Regions from separate parts of the Homo sapiens genome. Here regions 2 and 3 are each linked to region 1. Evidence: read pairs that join two places in POLR2A ChIA-PET (ENCODE). Cell type or tissue: MCF 10A. All regions are shown on one strand. Links, peaks and the distances in the headings refer to the core of each region. The heading gives the core; the rest is flanking DNA.

The links. Peaks named below come from ENCODE experiments on the same cell type or tissue, not always from the same donor. Only the 100,000 strongest peaks of a DNase experiment are listed, where the experiment ranks them.
Region 2: POLR2A ChIA-PET joins it to region 1 with 5 read pairs; 3 of 35 experiments call an interaction of 5 or more read pairs at or near these places.
Region 3: POLR2A ChIA-PET joins it to region 1 with 5 read pairs; 2 of 35 experiments call an interaction of 5 or more read pairs at or near these places.

The regions. Positions count from the first base shown.
Region 1 is chr5:148,983,607-148,990,117 of GRCh38, reverse strand. SH3TC2 (SH3 domain and tetratricopeptide repeats 2) reads left to right here. Exons shown (of 17, transcript NM_024577.4): 17 at 1-6,511. Among named protein-coding and RNA genes, the nearest start is that of MIR584, 76 kb to the left of the region's middle. RefSeq lists an enhancer at 4,942-6,141. In MCF 10A, for the core only: no CTCF peak of the experiment used is centred there; a DNase peak (open chromatin) is centred at 3,307.
Region 2 is chr5:148,807,440-148,813,950 of GRCh38, reverse strand. No RefSeq gene overlaps it. Among named protein-coding and RNA genes, the nearest start is that of ADRB2, 16 kb to the left of the region's middle. RefSeq lists enhancers at 4,359-4,408, 4,459-4,508 and a silencer at 4,799-4,878. In MCF 10A, for the core only: no CTCF peak of the experiment used is centred there; a DNase peak (open chromatin) is centred at 3,990.
Region 3 is chr5:148,934,956-148,941,466 of GRCh38, reverse strand. No RefSeq gene overlaps it. Among named protein-coding and RNA genes, the nearest start is that of ADRB2, 110 kb to the right of the region's middle. In MCF 10A, for the core only: no CTCF peak of the experiment used is centred there; a DNase peak (open chromatin) is centred at 2,726.

The DNA of each region.
Region 1 (6,511 bases), core at 1,169-5,168:
TGGGGCTATCTCAGTTTCCCCAGGATGGTTCACCCATGAGAGAAAGCAGGGAAAACTGGCTTAAGGGAGCTATATTTTGAGTGAGAGGAGAGGTTGCTTGGAAATGACTCCTAGAAAAGAAGCAGCCCCCACCCCATCAAACACACACACATACACACAAACATGCACACACTTGTGTATCCCCACACCCCAAGAACTCATTCTTTTCTGTTATGTATCTCATTTTTCCCCAGTGCAGGTGGATTGATTCATAGGGACATTTCCCAAATGTCCTGGTTGCTATATAGTTCTTCTCTCTCCGTTCATTCCAGCTGCTTCTGAATACCAGATTGTTGAAGCTCTTGGGTCCCTGTGACTCACTCTATCCTGGGTCACTCTCCAGATCCCCTTGAATGAGTGGTTCCAGTATTCATGTTCTGGAAGAATGGCATAAGATTTTATCAGACTGTTTTATTATCAGTGCAAACCGGACAATACAGAATTGTACCAACATCTGCAGCAATATACATAGGTGGTCTGAAAATGTCAACACTTTGCAATCCCCAAAACTCACATGTAAGTCCTTCCTTCAGAGTGATTTTCCAAGGTACACAGTTCTGCTGACCAAGGTATAGCTCCTGCCAAAGGATTCAACAACTACAATGTGATTTCTGGATGTGAATGAATTCAGATATTCCTCAGCCATATTTATGCTGGTTAAGGTAGACCTAGGTTCAAATCTTGTCTCAAAGTGCTTAGTATCTGTGTAGCATTAACAAATCACTTTATCTTTCTGAGCTATGGCTCTTTCAACTGTAAAATGGGGATAATAAATACCTATATAGCAAAGTTATTGTAAAATTAATGAATTAATATGTCTAAAGCAGTTAGCATGGTGGCTGGAATGTAATAGGTCGTTAATAGATTATGGCTATTTTTAAAACCCATGACTTGAGCCTGTAATCTTGGAAAAAAGACTCAAAAAGGGAATTCAATGACTCCAAAAGGAACTCAAGGAAATATAAAGAAAATACGTTAAAAAACAATGACAATAGCAAATTCTTCCACAATCCAAGACATTGTTTTGTGTGTGTTGTGTGTGTTATATGAGTGTGTGGTTGGTGGTTGTTTTTTTATTTCCTTCATGTCTGGGCTCAGTAGGGCACAACTAGACCAGATAAGGGAAACATTTTGAGTGAGAGAGAAGGTTGCTTGCAAATGACATCTCAAATCCAAAGAAGAAAGCAAAGTGATAACCCTTAAACATTAAAGTTATGGGGATCGTGTTTTTGAACCATGAGGTGGAACAAGTGACATAACAAACCACCCCAAAAGTTTCTGATTTAAAACAGCTTATCATCATCTGTTGGTCTGATGGATTGACTGGGCTCACCCGGGCAATTCTCGCTTGGGTTCTCTACTGTTGTTGCAGTCCAATAGTGGCCAGAGCTGGAGTCATCAAAGGCTCCTCTGGGCTGGGCATCGAAGATGGCTTCCTCACGGGGCTAACAGTTGATGCTTGCAGTTGGTTGGGAGCTCAGCTGGGGCTGTGATCAACTGGAGCCGTGAGCCATGTCGACTCCATGTGGCTTGGCCGTCTTACAGCATGGTGGCTGGTTCCAAGAGAGTGCATTCCAAGAGCTAGCATTCCAGGAGATTAAACGGGGAGCTGCAAAGCTTCCTATGACCTGGCCTCAGAAGTCACACAGTGTCACATCTGCTATATTTTATTGGTTATACAAAGCCAGCCTAGAGCTGGTATAGGAGGGGATTACTCAATGGCATGAGCACTGGGAAGCCTGGTTCACTTGGGGCTATCTTGGGGACTAGATAGTAAGGCAGCTTTACAAGACCAGATAACATTCCCATCTGGGGTAGGATTTTTGATAATGATTTTCATGTCCATGGGAGAAGGAGTAAAGATGCTTTGTTACCCACTTTTCATAAAATCTAGCTTGTTCTCTTGAATCTTCCACCACTCAACTTCTAGCCTGTGTGCATAGAGTTTTTATTACCCAGTAAGGCCAAAAGAACCCAGCCTTGTCCTTAAGACATGCAGGAAAAATATTAGGTAAGTCACCTTCTCTGTCTCCAAGTGGGCAGATGATATGACTCTCTGTCCTTGGCCAGAGGAGGTGCAACAGCATTCTCGGCACTTCCTTGTGGGTATCTGGAGAAGTGGCCAAAGTGGAGATGGCTCACCTTTAGGTGCACTCACTATGTAAGCTTACTCTGGGCCACAGAGTGGAGATTTTCAGATGAGAAGTTTCATGATCTAAAGAACACACACACACACACACACACACACACACACACACACACACACACAGATTTTGAATGAGGCCTCGAGTGAGGACATGACTTGGTGAGCTTCCCATGCTTGTTAAGTGGTGGGAGAGTGACCACAGCTTTGTTCTTCTCAGTCTTAATCTGATGATCTTCACTGAATCACTCCACCACACTCGTTATAAGGTTTCCCTTTGTTTCTGTAGTCATTCCTGGCACTTAGTTATTTCAGTGTTTATATATAGTGAGACTCTTTGAAAATGCTATAGGTGAGAAACCCAGCCAAATATGTGGAAGTCTTATGGAATATGCCCAAGACTATAGATGTAAAGACCATGCAGGTCTGCTGTGGGATAGAAATGTTAGCTGGAAGCTCAGCCTGATCTCTCATGAATAAGGCCTGGGAGAGTTTCAACACCTTATCTCCTCAAGTTTACTTACATACTCAATAAATAGTTGTTAGATTCCTTCTATGTGCCTGGCACTGCCCCAGGCTGTAGCAATAGATCAATGAAAAAAACTTATAAAGTTCTTGTCCTCTTGGCACTTGCAATCCAATGAGAATATTCCTGAACATTCCCAATGGTGACAGATAGAACCAATCTTTGTTCAGAACAAAGACCATTGGCAAAAATGTGCTTTTTCTCCTCTCCCCACAGAGGGGTTACAGTGGTTAAAATAATTTAAATCAAATTAAATTTAGAAGCATTTGATTTACACATTTCTTCTAAAGTGTGAGACTAATAAGATGATTTTGGAATGGATCTAAAATAAAGAATTTCAGATTAGAGAATTAAGCACAATGAACTACCATGAAATACATTAGCTGGGGAATTAATATTTCATTTTCCAAAAATCATTTTAGAAACAATAGCTCCCTGGCATTGAACTGGAGTCTTTGAAAACTCTGCCTCTCCTTGGAATTCTTGATATGACCTCATATTATTGCATTGTTAAATAATCTCAGCATTTTTTGGGTGTAACTGTTTTAACAAGTTAACACTTGATGCTGTTTATACAACGTGTCCCTTGGAGGAGCAAGACAGAACAGGACTGGGAGATTACAGCATGGGAATGGGATTTAGGCTCGTCACATTTGGTTGACTGAGCAATTCTTATGCTCTGATTTGGCTTATTATGATGCCTACAAGTCACCCTAACAAGTGGCTTAATAATTTGTCAAAAAAGGTATCTGTCATGTACTCAAACCTGTTGTGTATGAATAATCTAATTGAAGTTCACTTTTAAAATGATAATTCAACAAGCATTTATTAAGAACTTACTGCATTCTAAGCAATGTAGTTGATGGAGGTTGCTACCCTGGCAGATCTTAACTCACAAAGGGTCAGAGAAACAGCAGAAAAATGAGTGCTATGATAAAAGTAAGACAAGGAGATGTAATAGGGAGTGAGTGGGGTTACCTTGGCTTTCCAGGGCTTCCGTTTTCTCACTAAGTCTATCATTTAGAGCTGGGACCTAATGGAAGATCTCTAAGGTTCTTTTAGTTCTAACATTTAGTAATCACATGATTTGTGCTATTAGGTTTTTAGAACAGTCACTAGCAATGTCTGTTTTTTAATTAGCACAATATTTAATTGCTTTCTGATTTCAGATACATTTTTTTTCTCTTGTTCTTACAAAAACCCTGCAGAGATGAAGAAGCTGTGGTTTAAGGCAGTTATGTAACATACCCAAGTTCACACGGGCAGTAAAATAGGCTATTAAGCAGGGCCTTAGTGAGTGAAAATTGATTATAATTGGATCAAAACAGCCTTACTTAAAGAAGTTGAACTAATGAGTTCTAATTTCCTTTTAAACACCAAGATTCTGCATTTATGTGTTTTTCAAAAATCACCCTAGAGATGATACTCTGTAAGTCTCATGTCAGAAAAATGATCGAGTGGTATCTATAGGTTACTTTGCTCCCAGCACAGACATGAAGTCTTTTGAGCCCTAATGGAGATATGATAGTGGGCCAAATCTATATAAAAATGACATTCCACACATTGAAAAATAAAAGTGGCTATTGCTGCTGGGAATGCAAAATGAAACAGCTGTTTTGGAAAATGCTTTGATAGTTTCTTATAAATTAAACATACACTTACAAAGTGATCCAGAATTGCTACTCCTAGGTATTTATATCAAAGAAATGAAAACTTATGTATACAAAAGCCTATACACAAATGTTTAGAGTGGATTTATTCATAGTTGCCAGAAATTGGAACAACCCAATGTCTTCAAACTGGGAAATGGATAAACAAACTATGGTGTATTCATACAGTGGAATACTACTCAGTAATAAAAAGAAATGAGCACCCAATACATGCAACAACTTGGAGTTACATCAAATGCATTATGCTAATTAGAGGAAGTCAGACTTAAAATGCTACATACTGTATATAATCCATATGGCATTTTAAAAACTACAGGATCAGCAAACAGATCTGTGCTGTGAGTTGGAGGAAGAATTGATGAAAAAAGACACAAGAAAATTGTTTGAAGTGATGGAGCTGTTCTATATCTTGATTGTAGTAGTGATGGCATTGAATGCATTTGCCAAAACTCATAGAACTCTGTAACTAAAAAATAATGAATTTTATTATATATAAATTATACCTTCATAACAGGGTACCCTCAAATGAGTAGTAATATATTTTTGCGTGTGTTTTGATTTTAAGTGCTTTGAGTGAATAGTTTTTTTTTTTTCCAGAAAAGTAGCTCATTCTTATTCAGTGTTTGTTTTCTGAGGATGTCAAGTGGAGTCAGAACCAATAAAAGTTCTATCAAGAAGAGTCTCAGTTAACCAGATTAGCTTGCCCAGGTTGGTGGAACCATGAAAACCAGATTAAAAATAATGGGAGTAATCTTCCATTGCTTCCATCCCTAGGATTCACTTCCTGTCCTGTTTTATACACTTTGTAAATGGTACCTCTATAACCCATTATGCTTTTTGGCATCATTGCTCACTTTGACTATTTGCAGATTACAAATTATTTGAGGTCAAAGAAGTGAGTGGAGTACATAACCTTCAAGGTGAAGCAGGAAGCAGATGCCTCCTTCTGAGTATAAGTTCTCTTAGGTCAGATACTGGGAACAAATTTGTTTACAGCACCAAGCACAGCTCTTTGAGGGTTGGAATACCCACTAAACATCTAAGCAAATGTGGACATTTACCCTTCAGGGATACATGCTGACAAATTCCTTCCTATATGCCAACCTGAAAGACCAACCTTGGAGATATATGAAGCATTGCCTAGTCCAGAGTGAGGCAGAAGACTGAGTCAGGGGTTTCGACTTAGTCAAGGAATGCTCAATTTTCACCTTTTCCCTCTTCCTGCATACCTTCCTCATGAGTCATGAGCCCAGACAAGGCCCCAGGGTTTTTCCCAATATAGTTCTTCAGGAAGTCACTATAAGTCAAGTGGAGTTGGTATTTATATGGCATTTGTTCCTTTTAAAATGTATTTTTAATTGATAAATAATAATTGTATATATTTATAATGTATAATGAATAAACTGAAAAATTCAATAGAAAGCTTCAACAGTAGGTTCAATTAAGCAGAAGAAAGAATAAGTGAACTCAAAGACAGGACACTTGAAATTATCCAGTCGAAGGAACAAAAAGAAAAAAGAATAAAAGAAGTCTATGGGATCTATGGGAAACCATCAAGAGAACTAATATTTACATAATGCAATTTCAGAAAGAGAAGAGAGAGATAAAGGGACACAAAGCCTATCTAAAGAAATAATAGCTGAAAACGTCCCAAATCTGGGAAGTGATATCAATATTCATGTACAAGAAGTTGTATGCAGGTTCTTTTCACTTTGAGAAACAGAAGGTGAAACTCAAACTGGCTTAAGTAATTTTAAAAAAATGTATTGGTTCAAGTGACTTAAAAACCACACTGGTTCCAGGAGCAGGTTGATAGTACCTCAAAGATGTCACCATCTCTTGGATGTGCTTTCCCTGTTCATTCCTAAGCTTCATGCAGTTTCAGGGTGGTGACCAGAAGTTTACATCTTATCTTCCCTCTCCCCTGTGTTTGACTGGAACAGAAAAAAGAGTGTCTTATTCCCTAGCACTTTGGACAAAAGCTCTGGACATGATGGCCATTTGTGACAGGGAAGTAGAATACCATTATTTGACCAGTCTGGGACATCTGAATTCAGGGCTAGAGAACACAGACAGGGGCTAATGGGGTGCGGGGTAGGGGGAAGGAAACCCCAAAATAGGAAGCTAGATTGC
Region 2 (6,511 bases), core at 1,596-5,595, 180 kb after region 1:
CAAAAAAAAAAAAAAAAAAAATTCCCTATCACCTAGTGACATCATAGACATCATACTGTTATAGCACAATGCATTATTCACCCATTTGTGGTGATGCTGGTGTAAACAAACCAACTGCACTACCAGTCTATAAAAGTATAGCACATAAAATTATGTACCATGCATAATACTTGATAGTGATAATAAAAACTCATGTTTACCACACTGTATTTTAATCATTATTTTAGAGTGTACTCCCTATGAAGAAAAAGTTTATTGCAGAACAATATGTCTTGTTATATTGGCAGCAGCCTCACACGTCTTATTTTACATGTCTCTTAATTGCTTAATTTTCTCTTGATCTTGATTTAATCTCATGTTGTTTTGTTCATCATGGCCCCTAAGTGTACAAAACCCACTGTTAGTATTGTCAGTAAGAGGCCATGTTGAAGGATTGACCTGGAAACAAAATTAAAAGCGACTAGGGGCCACAGAGGTGGAAAATCAGTCTTGGTTTTCACTTGCCAGTCAGGCGTGTCCCATTCCACCAATGCTGCAATCTTATTTGAGATATGGAAATAAAAGGCTCACTCCAACCATGGTGTTCAACTTACTGCTAGTTATGGATGGCTTAAATGAGGGGTGTCCAATCTTTTGGCTTCCCATATTGGAAGAAGAATTGTCTTGGGCCACACTGGAAGGAGGATTGTCTTGGGCCACACATACAATACACTAACACTAACGGTAGCTGATGAGCTAAAAAAAAAATCGCAAAAAATCTCATAATGTTTTAAGAAAGTTTACAAGTTTGTATTGGGCCACATTCAAGCCCTTCCTGGGTTGCAGGTGGCCCACGGGCAGCAGGTTGGACAAGTTTGGCTTAAACAATTCAAGAATTCTTACGTATTACATAATGTGAAAGCGAGTGGTGAATCTGTGAGTGCTGAAGCGAAGGCAACTGAATAATTTTTGGAAACTCTTAATAAGTTGATTGTGGAGCAAAATTACTTGCCAGAGCAAATATGGATGAAATTTCTCTGTTCTGGAAACATGCCTGAAAGGACCTTCGTCCAAAAGGATGCCAAGTCAATGCCAAGTTTCAAGGCTTTTCCTTAAAAGGAACAGCCCTGGCCGGGCGAGGTGGCTCACGCCTGTAATCCCAGCACTTTGGGAGGCCGAGGCGGGCGGATCACGAGGTCAGGAGATCGAGACCATCCTGGCTAACACGGTGAAACCCCGCCTCTACTAAAAATACAAAAAATTAGCCGGGCGTGGTGGCGGGCGCCTGTAGTCCCAGCTACTCGGGAGGCTGAGGCAGGAGAATGGGTGAACCCGGGAGGCAGAGCTTGCAGTGAGCGGAGATGGCGCCATTGCACTCCAGCCCGGGCGACAGAGCGAGACTCCGTCTAAAAAAAAAAAAAAAAAAGGAACAGCCCTGCCTGGGGGCTATGTTTCAGGCTACAAATTGAAATCCTCTGTGATCTGGCACAGTGAAAACCCCAGGGCCTTCAAGCATATCAGTAAGCACACACTGCAGTGTACTACAGGAATAATAAGTTATGAATGATCCAGCTCCTCTTCCAAGATGTCCTCCTTAAACTTTGCCAGTGAAATGGAGAAGTACTGTTTGGGGAATAATATGCTTTCAAGGTTTTGCTTATTTTTGATAATGCTCCTGCACATCCTTCTTTTTTTGGTTATCTTCATTCAACGTCACACTGTTGTCTCTCTCTCCAAGCACCACCCCTTTGTTCCAACTAATGGATCAAAGAGTTATAGCAGCTTTTAAGGCCTGATTACTACCTGAGGAGGACCTTTGCCTAGGCTATTGCTGCAAATAAGAAAGATCCTTTTTAAACACACTGGTGCAATTCTGGAAGGATTACAACATCTATGGCAGCATCAACAACCTTGGTTAAGTTGGGGGTGAAGTCACCAAGGAGTGTGTAAATGCTATCTGGGAAGAGATATTGAAGACATTTGTCCATGACTTCAAAACATTGCTAAGGATGAGGATGTTGCAAAAAAAAATATTCACAAGGCTTTAGTTGAAATGGCAAACAACTTTAAGCTGGATGTGGAGGAGGATGATATTGAGGAGGTCACAGATGTGGTCACTGAGGAATTGACTAATGACGAGTTACTGGAACCAGAACAGAAATGCATAGCAAGAGGAAAGGAAACTACAGGAGAAAAAAAGAAAAGCCCCCAAGGATATTCACAGTGATGGGTTTAGGCAGAAGCTTTTGCAGACCTCAACAAACTCCTTAAAACGTTTGAAAATGTTGACTCCAACATGAAATGATTTTCATTAGTAGAGAGGAATGTTCATCGTGCATTATCTATTTACAAGCAAATCTATGATGAATAAAAGAAACAAACCAAACAAACCACCATGAACACATTTCTGAAAAGAGTGACATCTCAAGAAGAGCCTCAGGCAGGTCCTTCAGGAGGTATCCCAGAAGAAGAAGGCATTGTTATCACAGGACATGACAGCTCCCTGGGTGTTATTGCCCTTAAAGGCCTTCCAGTAGGATAAGGTGTGGAGATGGAAGGTGCCGATTTTTATGATCCTGACCCTACATAGGTCTAGGCTAATGGGTAATGGTGTGTTTGTGTCTTAGTTTTTAAAGAAAAATGTAAAAAGTAAAAAATAAAAATAACATTAATATAGGTAAAAGTTTATAGAATAAGGATATAAGGAGAGAAAAAAATTATCTTCCTCTGTATTTGTGTTTCAAGCTGTGTTACTACAAAAGAATAAAAAAGTTAAGAGAAATTGTTTTTAAAGTAAAATAGTTACAATAATCTAAGCTTATTGTTGAAGAGAGAAAAATTATTTTATTTATAAATTCAGCATAGCATAAGCAAACAGTATTTATACTGTCTATACTAGTGTACAGTAATGTCCTGGGTCTTTACATTCACTAACCACTTCCTCATCGTCTCACCCAGAGCAACTTCCACTCCTGCAATTGCCATTGACGGAAAGTGCCCTAAAATGTGTACCATTTGTTATATTTTATACCATATTTTTACTGTACCTTTTCTATGTTTAGCTACACAAATTCTTACCATTGTGTTGCAGTTGCCTACAGTATTCAGGACAGTAACAAGCTGTACAGGTTTATAGCCTAGGAGCAATAGGCTATAGCATACAGCCTAGGTGTGCAGTAGGCTCTGTCATCTAGGTTTGTATAAGTACACTCTATGATGTTGGCAAAATGATGAAATCGACTAATGATGCATTTCCCAGAATGTATCCCAGTCACTAATTGGCACATGACTATATATGATATTCTGGAAGGGGCAAAACTATGGATACAGTAAAAACAGGATGTTTTTACTGTATCCATACTGAGGACTTTTCTCATGGCCCCATCCTGTTTTTACTGTATGGACCTGGGCCTGGGGAGAGGGAGGGATGAGTACATGGATCACAGAAGAGCAGTGAAACTATTTTTAGGGCAGTGAAACTATTCTGTAGGATACCATAATGTTAGATGTAAGATATGTCACTCTACATTTGTCAAAACCCTTGGCATGTACATCAAGAATGAACCTTAACATAAACTGTGGAGTTTGGATGATTATGATTTGACTGTATAGGTTCGTCGATTGTAACAAATATACCTCTTTGGTGTGGGATGTTGCTAGTAGGGAAGGCTGTGTGTGTGTGGGTGTGTGTGTGTGAGGGCAGTGAGTGTAAGGAAAATCTCTGTATTTTCTACTCAGTTTTACTGTGAACCTCTGCTTTAAAAAATAAAGTCTAATATTATTATTATTTGAGACAGGGTCTCACTCTGTCACCAGGCTGGAGTGCAGTGGTGAGATCTTGACTCACTGCAACCTTTGCCTCCCGGCTAAAGTGATCCTTCCACCTCAGCCTCCTGAGTAGCTGGGACCACTGCATCCAGCTAATTTTGTATTTTTTGTAGAGATGGGGTTTCACCATATTGCTCAGGCTGGAAGTCTATTATTTTTTTAGAAAGGTGGCTCTGTGCCAGCTGATCTGAAGCAATATTTAAAATACATCAAGAAGTAAAAAAGTGAATTGTACAAGTGTGAGTAGCATGTCTCCATTTGTGTAAACAAACAGTTGTATGTGGCATCTATCCAACATAAATGCTCACCATAGGAATATGTGTATATAAATTCAATAAATTAGTCTAATGTACAATGACATTTTATGCTGTAGTTCAAAGAATGAACTAGATATATATGCTGGTACATAAAGATCTCCCAGATATGAAGTAAGAAAGGTTGAAACAAAACTACGTAAAATATCGCCTTTTAGTATAAGTAACACGTGTTTATATTCACAAACATATTTTGGAAAGTAGAAGCAATTAACAACGTATATATAACATAGGGGACTAGGGACTGGGGCATGGGACCTGTGGAGCGGCCCCGACAGTATACTTTTACTTTCATTTTGGTACTCACCTGTTTTGTTTGAGTTTTTACTATGACTACTATTAAAAAGTGCAATTCAGTAAAAACAAAACCGAAAATCAAAACTAATGCTCCACAGATTTCTTGAATATAGTGTCATGGCCACAAGAGTCCTTTCCTTCATCTCCTCTTTTTTTGGGTGGAGAAATTGAGAAGCAAAAGTTAACAAACTCAATAATAAATCTGTGACTATAGCGACCAAGAGTGGGGGTGGGGCAACGATGTGCCGCAGATAACAGCAAAGAAGTAAAAGTAGAAATTGTTAGAATTTTTAGTAACTTGGAGGGGAAAAGAGGAAGGATGTGAGAAGAAACCAGGAAATGAAAATAAAGATGGCAAAAACTTGAACAAATGAGGAAGGTGCTAGAGAAAAGCCTGAGCTTGCTCAAGCAGTTTCTGGGGCTTATTTTTTGTCCTGAGTGTATGTGACTGCATGTCTCTGTGTATGTCTGCTGATGTGGCCGTTTTTGACAGCCTGGTGGATTAACAGGGCTATAAATCATTCTGTCTCAGAGTTGGAGTGCCCTGAGGGATTACTTTGCTCAGCAGAGCGCCACTTTGGCAGAGGGACCTCAAAGGCAGACAGACACCAAGGAGGGTGGGAGGTCTTGGTCCCCACCCCGGCTGGTGCTGCTCCACTTCTGGCTGCTTTCTGTATCCTGCTTCTGCGTAAATTTGTATTTGTGCAAATCTTCCATTGCTGAAAAATATCCACTGACATACCAACCCTTTCTTAATACAAACAGGGAAACAGGTCCTTAGTGAGGAAAGAATTTGAGAAATATCACAGAGGTAGTAGGAGAAACAGGTCTAGAATATATGGTTTCTGACTCTCAATCTCTGTTACTGATTTATTTTACCTTTTAGCTGAGCCAGAAAAGAAAAGGAAAAGGCCTGAAGGGAAGTTTAAATTTCAGTGGCTTAAGTGGAAAAGGGGATATTCCTAGGGAAAAACAATATTAGACTTGCAAAAACCAATAAGGAGAAAAATTATCAGTAACTATAATAGAATAGACAAAAGAGGAAAATTGCACTCAAATATTTTCGCGGGTGAATTGAACCGTAAAACTAATATTTAAAGATTCAAATGTCAGGGATTTAAATAAATTTTGCCAATGCAACCAAAAAGTGTAACAATTTGATTACCTCTTCTGGGTCAGTCACTTTGCAAGGTGCTGTTGATACAATGGTGAGTAATTCAGACACAATTGCTGTCCTCAACGGTCTGCAGTTGTGTGTATAGTTTGTTGGTTTGAACAAAACAAGAACATGCAATTGCTTATATGAATGATCCTTCAATTCACTCTTGAGCTGCCAATTATTTGCAAAGCTCAGCAAATACTGATATGCACTGACTCATAAAAAGATGTTGGTCTCAGCCTCTGTGAAGTTCAGAGTCAAGATTAAAATCAGCCACTCAGGGGAGCCTGTTGAGGAGGAGAGACCTAAAGTACTTCTTACTGGTTACTGGAAAATGGAGGAGAGACTGGGTAAACAGAGCAGCCACGGGAGCAAAGCAGAGTGTTGCTAAGAGGGAAGGGAAAGAGGAAGAACAGAGGCTACTGCCCCTTGGAGGGCTCTGACATGCTGATATGCTTCACTCGGCTGACATGCTGAGTGAAGCAGCAGGTCAGTGACCAACAAGCCCTGAGGATGCAGCACAGACCCTCAAAACCCCAGAATCCTAAAGCTGGGACTGCCATGCAAGACCCAGGAGTCCAATTCTCCCTGCACAGATGAGAAGCCTGAGGCCCACAGGTGGGAAGTGGCTTATAATTGTCACATGCAAATTGGAGGCAGTGCAGGGATCAGAACCCAGGACTCACAGCTGAGGACTTTTCTCATGGCCCCATCCTATCCTGTGAAAGGAACATGACAGTAACTAAAGACAGGATGTTTTGAAGTCAGATAGACCTGGATTTGCATCCCAATTCTGCCACTTGCTGCTGACTGTATGATCTTGGGAAAGTGTGTCTATTAACCTTGGTCCCTTCATCTGTAGAATGGGGATTGTATAAAGGCTTGTCTCCAAGATAACCATCCTGGATTCCTTGTATCCTTCATGCACATGCCA
Region 3 (6,511 bases), core at 1,023-5,022, 49 kb after region 1:
CATTACTCTATTCCAGTCCTAGGAAAGAGTCAAGACAGGGCTTTAGAGCTTCTTTTCAAAAACCCAACTCTAGGGGCTCTGGAGCTTTCACCAGTTCCTTTTGTTTCAGCCTATTTTTGTCCCCAAAGGATTTATGAATTAGATCTCTGTTTATTTTCATGATGTCCCAGGGCCTTGGAGGAGGTGAGGACTAGGTGTCCTTGGCACACCTCAGGACTTAGGCAGGTTCTCTGAAGTCCTCATTGTGATGTGGCATCTCACCTCTCTGGGAGCTGGCCACAGTAGTTTTTCAGTGGCCACCAGAGAGTGGCCAGTATAAGGAGGAGAGGGTGGAGGCAGGTATAAGGAGTGGAGGAGGGTGGTCAGTGTATTGAGGAATTACTAGTCAAAAGATGTGGGCTCTGCTCTAGTTTCTGCCATTAAGTAATCCTTGAGAACCTCTTGCTTTGGGTTGCATGTGCCCTTTAGGGGCATAGAGGAGACCTCCTACTATCCAGGGAACTCCTACTGCCAAAGTTGGAAGAACCCTCTGGAATCATCTCATGCAGACCCTCTCATTTTACCAGAGGGAAACCTAGGCTCAGAGAGGGAAATGGACTTGCCTAAGAGGTCAGCTTGAGCTGGTGGTAGACCTTGAACTAGACTCTCCACGGTAGGTTGAAGAATGCACACATCCCCACCCCACCTACCAACCTAGCCATGTCCTAATCTCAGGAACCTGTAAATAATACCTTATCTGGAAAAATGGTCTTTGCTGATGTGATGAAATTCCCAAGAGTTTGAGAATTAAGAGATTATTTTAGATTATCCAGGCAGGCCTTATATGCTATCCCAGTATCCTTACAAAATAGAGGCAGTTAGAGATTACTGAAGCAGACAGTTGAGTGAAGCAGCCACAAGTCAAGGAATGCTCACAGCCACCAGAAGCTGGAAGAGGCAAAGAAGAGTTTCTCCCCTTGAGCTGGTCCACCTTTGGGCCCAGGGATAGTGATTTCAGATTTCTAAGACAGTGAGAGAATAAGCTACCAAGTTTGTGGGAATATGTTACAGCAGCCACAGGAAACGAATTCATTCTCCATCTCCTGGTTTCTCCTTCACTATACTAGCTGTTTCTTTATGTTTTCTTTAATTACCCACTTCCACAGTTCTCTGCACAAATGAGATCAGAGGGGGCTTTATATTTGCCTTTGAGTTTCCTGACCTCAGGATCCCTTCCCTGACCATTCCTTTCAGCAACCCCCTGCATGTCATGTTAGGGGCCTGGGTTTCTGCAGTAATACCATGAGCTGAATTGGGGATGTATGGCTGCTGAAAGACTGAAGGTTGTCGGGTGTTGGGAAAATAAGTGCCCATGATCAGGGCTTGTGGGAGACCTGGGTTCTTGTCTGAGTTCTGCCTCTAATTTGCTGTGTAACCATGGACAAGGACATTCACAGTTCTGGACCACAGCTTTCCACAAACACAAGACAAAGAGGTTGATCCAATCAATTTTCCGAAAGGGTAGTTCACATAATACTAGTGGTATCTGAGATGATTTCAGGCAGTAAAATGGTGAGTCATTGAATAGCACTGATTTGCAGAGTCAATATTCCCTTTCCAATTCTGAGTCAGTTCTTCCTCAAGGAAAAAGTCTTAGGTTAATGCTAACATCTCCTTAACCACATTTTAAAATGTGCTGATCTCCCTTTTTATTGAAATTTGAGTAGACTCCAGGCTGAAAGCCTTTAGCAGGTGATAACCATCAAATTTAATAGAACTATTTTTATGATGTTTGCACTTTACAGTTACCTTCTATTTTTGGCAAAGTATACTTGTTTTTCATTTCTAGTAGTGTATCAATCAGGATAAGCTAGGTTATATCCTGGTGACAAAACACTCCAGCTATCTCAATGGCTTAATACAACAAAGTTTTTTTCATGCTCATAGAAAGTCTGTTGTGGGGCCACATGACCCTATAGGCCTTAGAAAACCTAAGCCATTGCTTTCACCAGAATCCCCTGTCCAAACACAGATTGCTGCCCCCTCCCGCCCAGAGTTTCTGACTCAGTAGCTCTTAGGTTGGGCCAGAAAATCTGCATCTGTAACAAGTTCCCAGGTGATGCTGTTGCTGCTGATTTGGGAACCACACTTTGAAAAACTACAGCTCTACAACAACTACTCTCAGCTGGTGACTTAGCAATCCAGGTACAAGGTGAATCCTTGAGCATCTCCACCTGGAACATGCAGCCTCCTTGTCAGAAGCAGCAGCACTGGAAAGATTCCCAGTAGTAATTAATTGCTCTGGCTGGCTGGGAAGTGACACAAGTCTCTTCTTCCCAGCCAGAACCATCATGAGGTGCCACCTAACTCAAGGCAGAGTTCAAGGAGGAGGCGGGAGGTATAGGGAGTTATCATCCTCCCAGGAGCCTCGAGAGACAAGAGGACTGAAGAGGGTGAGCAACTGGGGAGAAATCTCATCTAAAACTAGGCATTTTAATAACAGACAATGATTAAAAATGTCCTTTAAAGAAAAGAGTTCTTAAAGCAAAATGTCACTTAAAGAAGAATTTAAGGTAAAGAATGGTAGAGAGGGTATGTGCTATGGCAAAAATAAAAAAGCGGGTATGAAAATGGGCAGTCGGAAAGGTCTGTCATCCTGTGCTCCTATTGCACTGTCATAGTCAGTGACAGAGACTGTAGAAATTACCCTGCAGAGATCTTCAGGCCACGCACTGCTGCCAGGAATCTCCACCTGAGGTTTCCAGGAGTTACAGCCTGGAGGGATGCTGACCTCATATCTCCTCCCTTTCTGTGCTCAGAACTTTCTATTCTCTCTTCCTCTTCTTATACCCCATCCTCTATTGTCTATCTCAACATGTTGGAAAAAACAAAAAACAAAAACAAAGACAAAGGATGATTGAATACTTTTGTCCCCTAGGTAACAGCCTTTTGTTAGTCACCACCAGCCTTCATACCTGGCTGACTCCTTTTCCCTCAGTCTCCCATGGCTCCTGAAAATATAAAATGAGACTATGCTTTGGACAGAAGAGGCTCAAGTGTTTTGGAATAAAGCCAGAATGTGGATCAGCTGGGGATAGAGTTGGGGGAAAGAGAGAGAAAGAGAGAGAGAGTGAGAGAGAGAGAGAGAGAGAGAGAGAGAGAACCCTGACTCTTGTTCTTGGTGCTCCATGTTTCTTTCCATTTCTCATATTTTAAAATAGGCACTTTGGACAGTGTCTGTCAAGCAGCATGAATAACGCAGCTTCACAACAGTAAATGGTGTTAGGCTCAAAGCCTGCCAGTCTGCGGCGGACTCCAGGCCTGGAGAGGGGTCTGGGGGAGATGACTGGTGCCTGGGGAGCTGAGAGTAGCAGAAGCAGTTTTGTTTGGGAGGAGGTAGGCATGTGTTGAGATTCTGGCTCTATGCCCTGTTATATTCCAGGAACAACTGCTTGTCATTTATATCTGTGCTCTTTCCCATGCTTTAGAAGGAACTGTTTATGAGTAAAGAGTAAAAAACTATTGGTAAAGATGTCATAGGTACAAAAGCCGTAGAAATCAACTTCAAGCCCAATTCCTTCATTTGACAAACAGGTGCATAGTGTATTGGCTTTCTATCACTGTTGTGACATATTACCATAAACTAATGGCTTGAAGCACACAAATTTATTATCTTGCACCTCGGTATGTCAGAAGTCCAATATGCATCGCATTGGACTAAAATCAAGATGCTAGCAGGGCTGCCTTTCTTTCTAGAGGCTGCCTGCATTCCTCGGCTCATGGCCTCTTTTTCCATTTTCAAAGTGAGCAATGCAGAGTGAGTCTGTCTCACATCACATCACTGTGACCTCCTCTTCTGCTGCCCTCTTCTGCTTTTAGGGACCCTTTTGATTCAGGTAGACCTACTTGGATAATCTAGGATACTCTGTCTTAAGGTCAGCTGCCTAACAACAGTAATCCATCTGCAACCTGAATTCTGCTTTGGCATGTGTCATACCATATTCTTAGGTTCCAGAGATTAGGGTGTGGATATCTTTGGAGGCCGTTATTATATCTTCCACACATGGGATCCTGGAGAGTGCCAATGACTCATTTGAGGCAGAGCTAGGAATACACCTAATACTCAGTATTCTTCCCACTCTACAACACTGTTTTTAATATATAAGGCATAGAGCAGAGTGGTTAAAAGTACAGGCCTTGGGGTCAGATAATCAGGGATCTGGGCTCAAGATTTAGCTCACCCTTGCTAGTTATGAGAACCTGGGATAATTACTTAAACTCTCAGCACCTCAGATTCCTCATCTGTTAAGCAGGGAAAATATCAGCTGCTTAAGGTGAAAGATCAAGTATGAAAGTCCATGAAAAATGCTTAGCAATGTTTTCAGGACACAGCACCAGTCAATGATATCACTTAGTATGATCTATAATGAAACATTATACTTGGTTCTCCTAACACCCCTTGTGAGAGCATATAAGTTATCATAGCCATTTGACAGATGTGGAAACTGAAGCTGCGATTGTTAAAATGACTGGAGAGAGGTCGTTTAGCCAGTTGGTGTTGGTGAATCAGGTCAGGAACAAGGTCTATGGCCCTTCAAACCATGACATCCTGCCACTGTTTAACTTCCGGTATGTGATCCAAGAAAGAGGCTTGTCTGATTTTTTTTCTAAACCTATACTAGAGGAAAAGACCCTTTAATCTTTTTAGAAATGTCTTATATAGTCCTCACACTCATAATATTCAGCTGCATTCCTAATGCAAAATACACCGACGTTAAGTTCATTAGCTTCTCCCTTGTATAAACATGCTCTGGATTGCTGTGAAGGCAATATTCTTTCATGCAGTTTAAAGCAGTTTTTAAGCCACTTTGTCCATGGCCTCATGCCCATAGCTCCTGCCCATTGTCCCTGGTGAGCTTGAGTGAAGCCCTCCATAGAATATATAAACCTAATCTTATTGGTGGGAGTCTATCTTTTAGATAGAACAATATGTATTTATTTGACCATTTATGTATGCAATAGCAGTTACTGATATTCTTGAGTACTGATAAATTGATACATTAAGACATTGTAAGCTTTTGGATTGTGAATGTTGGGTTATTTTAGAGGCCTTGAAAAATAACATCTCTCTTCCCTGCCCAAGTTCAGAACTGAGTGTCAGGTAGATAGTGGAGTTAGATTGGCAAAGATCAAAATGTCATCATTCTTGCTGATTCAAGCTAGATTGGGGAGTATTGCTTAGCTGTGGGGCTGAATGGGCTTGGAAATGCTCCCCACCCAGTCCTGGAAGGCATGTCCACCAACGTCTTCCTGGAGGGGACAGCATGGGCCCAACAAGCTTTCTGCATGGCTCTGAGCACAGACCAAATGGTGGTCTCATTTCCTTTGGGAGGCCATCCTGAGAGAAGAGAGGGTACCCAGAACCAGAACCTCAGATCTCTTCTCCTAAACTGATCAGTCAGATAACTCCCTTTTCCACCTATGAGGAGGGCTATTGGAAGAGATGTGACAAGTGTTTTCTAGATGAAGTTCTTCCACTTAGAGATATGGGTAATGAGGAAGACAAATTCTCACCTAAAAGTGGGAAAGGAGTAAAAGGATATTCTGTATAACTAACTGGTTACAGCCAGTTCTCTGGGAATTGTTCCCAGCCCATGGCCTAGGTAACCACTATATACTGAAGAATGTTCGAATCTGGGCAGACCACATGTGGAGTGTCTGTGTTGCAAAGGAACAATAACTGAATATTGATAGTGACAAAACGCATCCAAACCCCTGGTTTGGCATCCAAGGCTGGTGCAAGCTGGGTTCACAGAAGTGGATGTGAAGATGGGGCTTGTAGTGGAAAATGTTTATACGAATCAATACCTATGAAAGGACTGGGGAGGACACAGTACTAGGCAGATGAAGAAGTTGAAGCAGGCCCGACAAACCCTCAGACAACCCAGTAAGGAGTGAATATTGTCCTTCAGTGTCACCCACAGAGGGGCAAGATGGCCAGGCCCTCAGGGCACCACCTCCTTCAGTTGCTGGAGGGGACTCAGGCCAGGCCAGGGGCTCCCTGCAGCAGATACAGACCCTGAAGGAGAGGCAGCAGGGCAGCAGAATCCTGGCAGTTCCCTCCAGTGCCCAGCCCTGACTGTGTCTGCTTTCTAATCCTCTGCCTCTTCCTACCTTTTCCTTGACATTTTAGTCATTCCCAGTTGCCTGCAGTTCCCAGCAGATCATATGCCCTTTCATGTCTCTGGTTGTTTTCTAGGATATCTTTTATGCTAACTCATTCCCATTTTTCATGACTCAATTCAGGCATCATCTCTTCTAGGAAGGTTTCCCTAAGTCCAGGCTGGGCTGAGTATCACCCTGCTGCATACACATAGCATTCTCTCAGCACTTATCAAGTGATATTACATTTTTTTGTGAACGGACCTGTCTCCACCAGGTCTCAGTTTTTTTACAGGATTATATCTTGTTCACCTTTGTACCTAGATGCCTAATAAGGTCCTAGTACATGGCAGGTGTTCAACAGATGCTT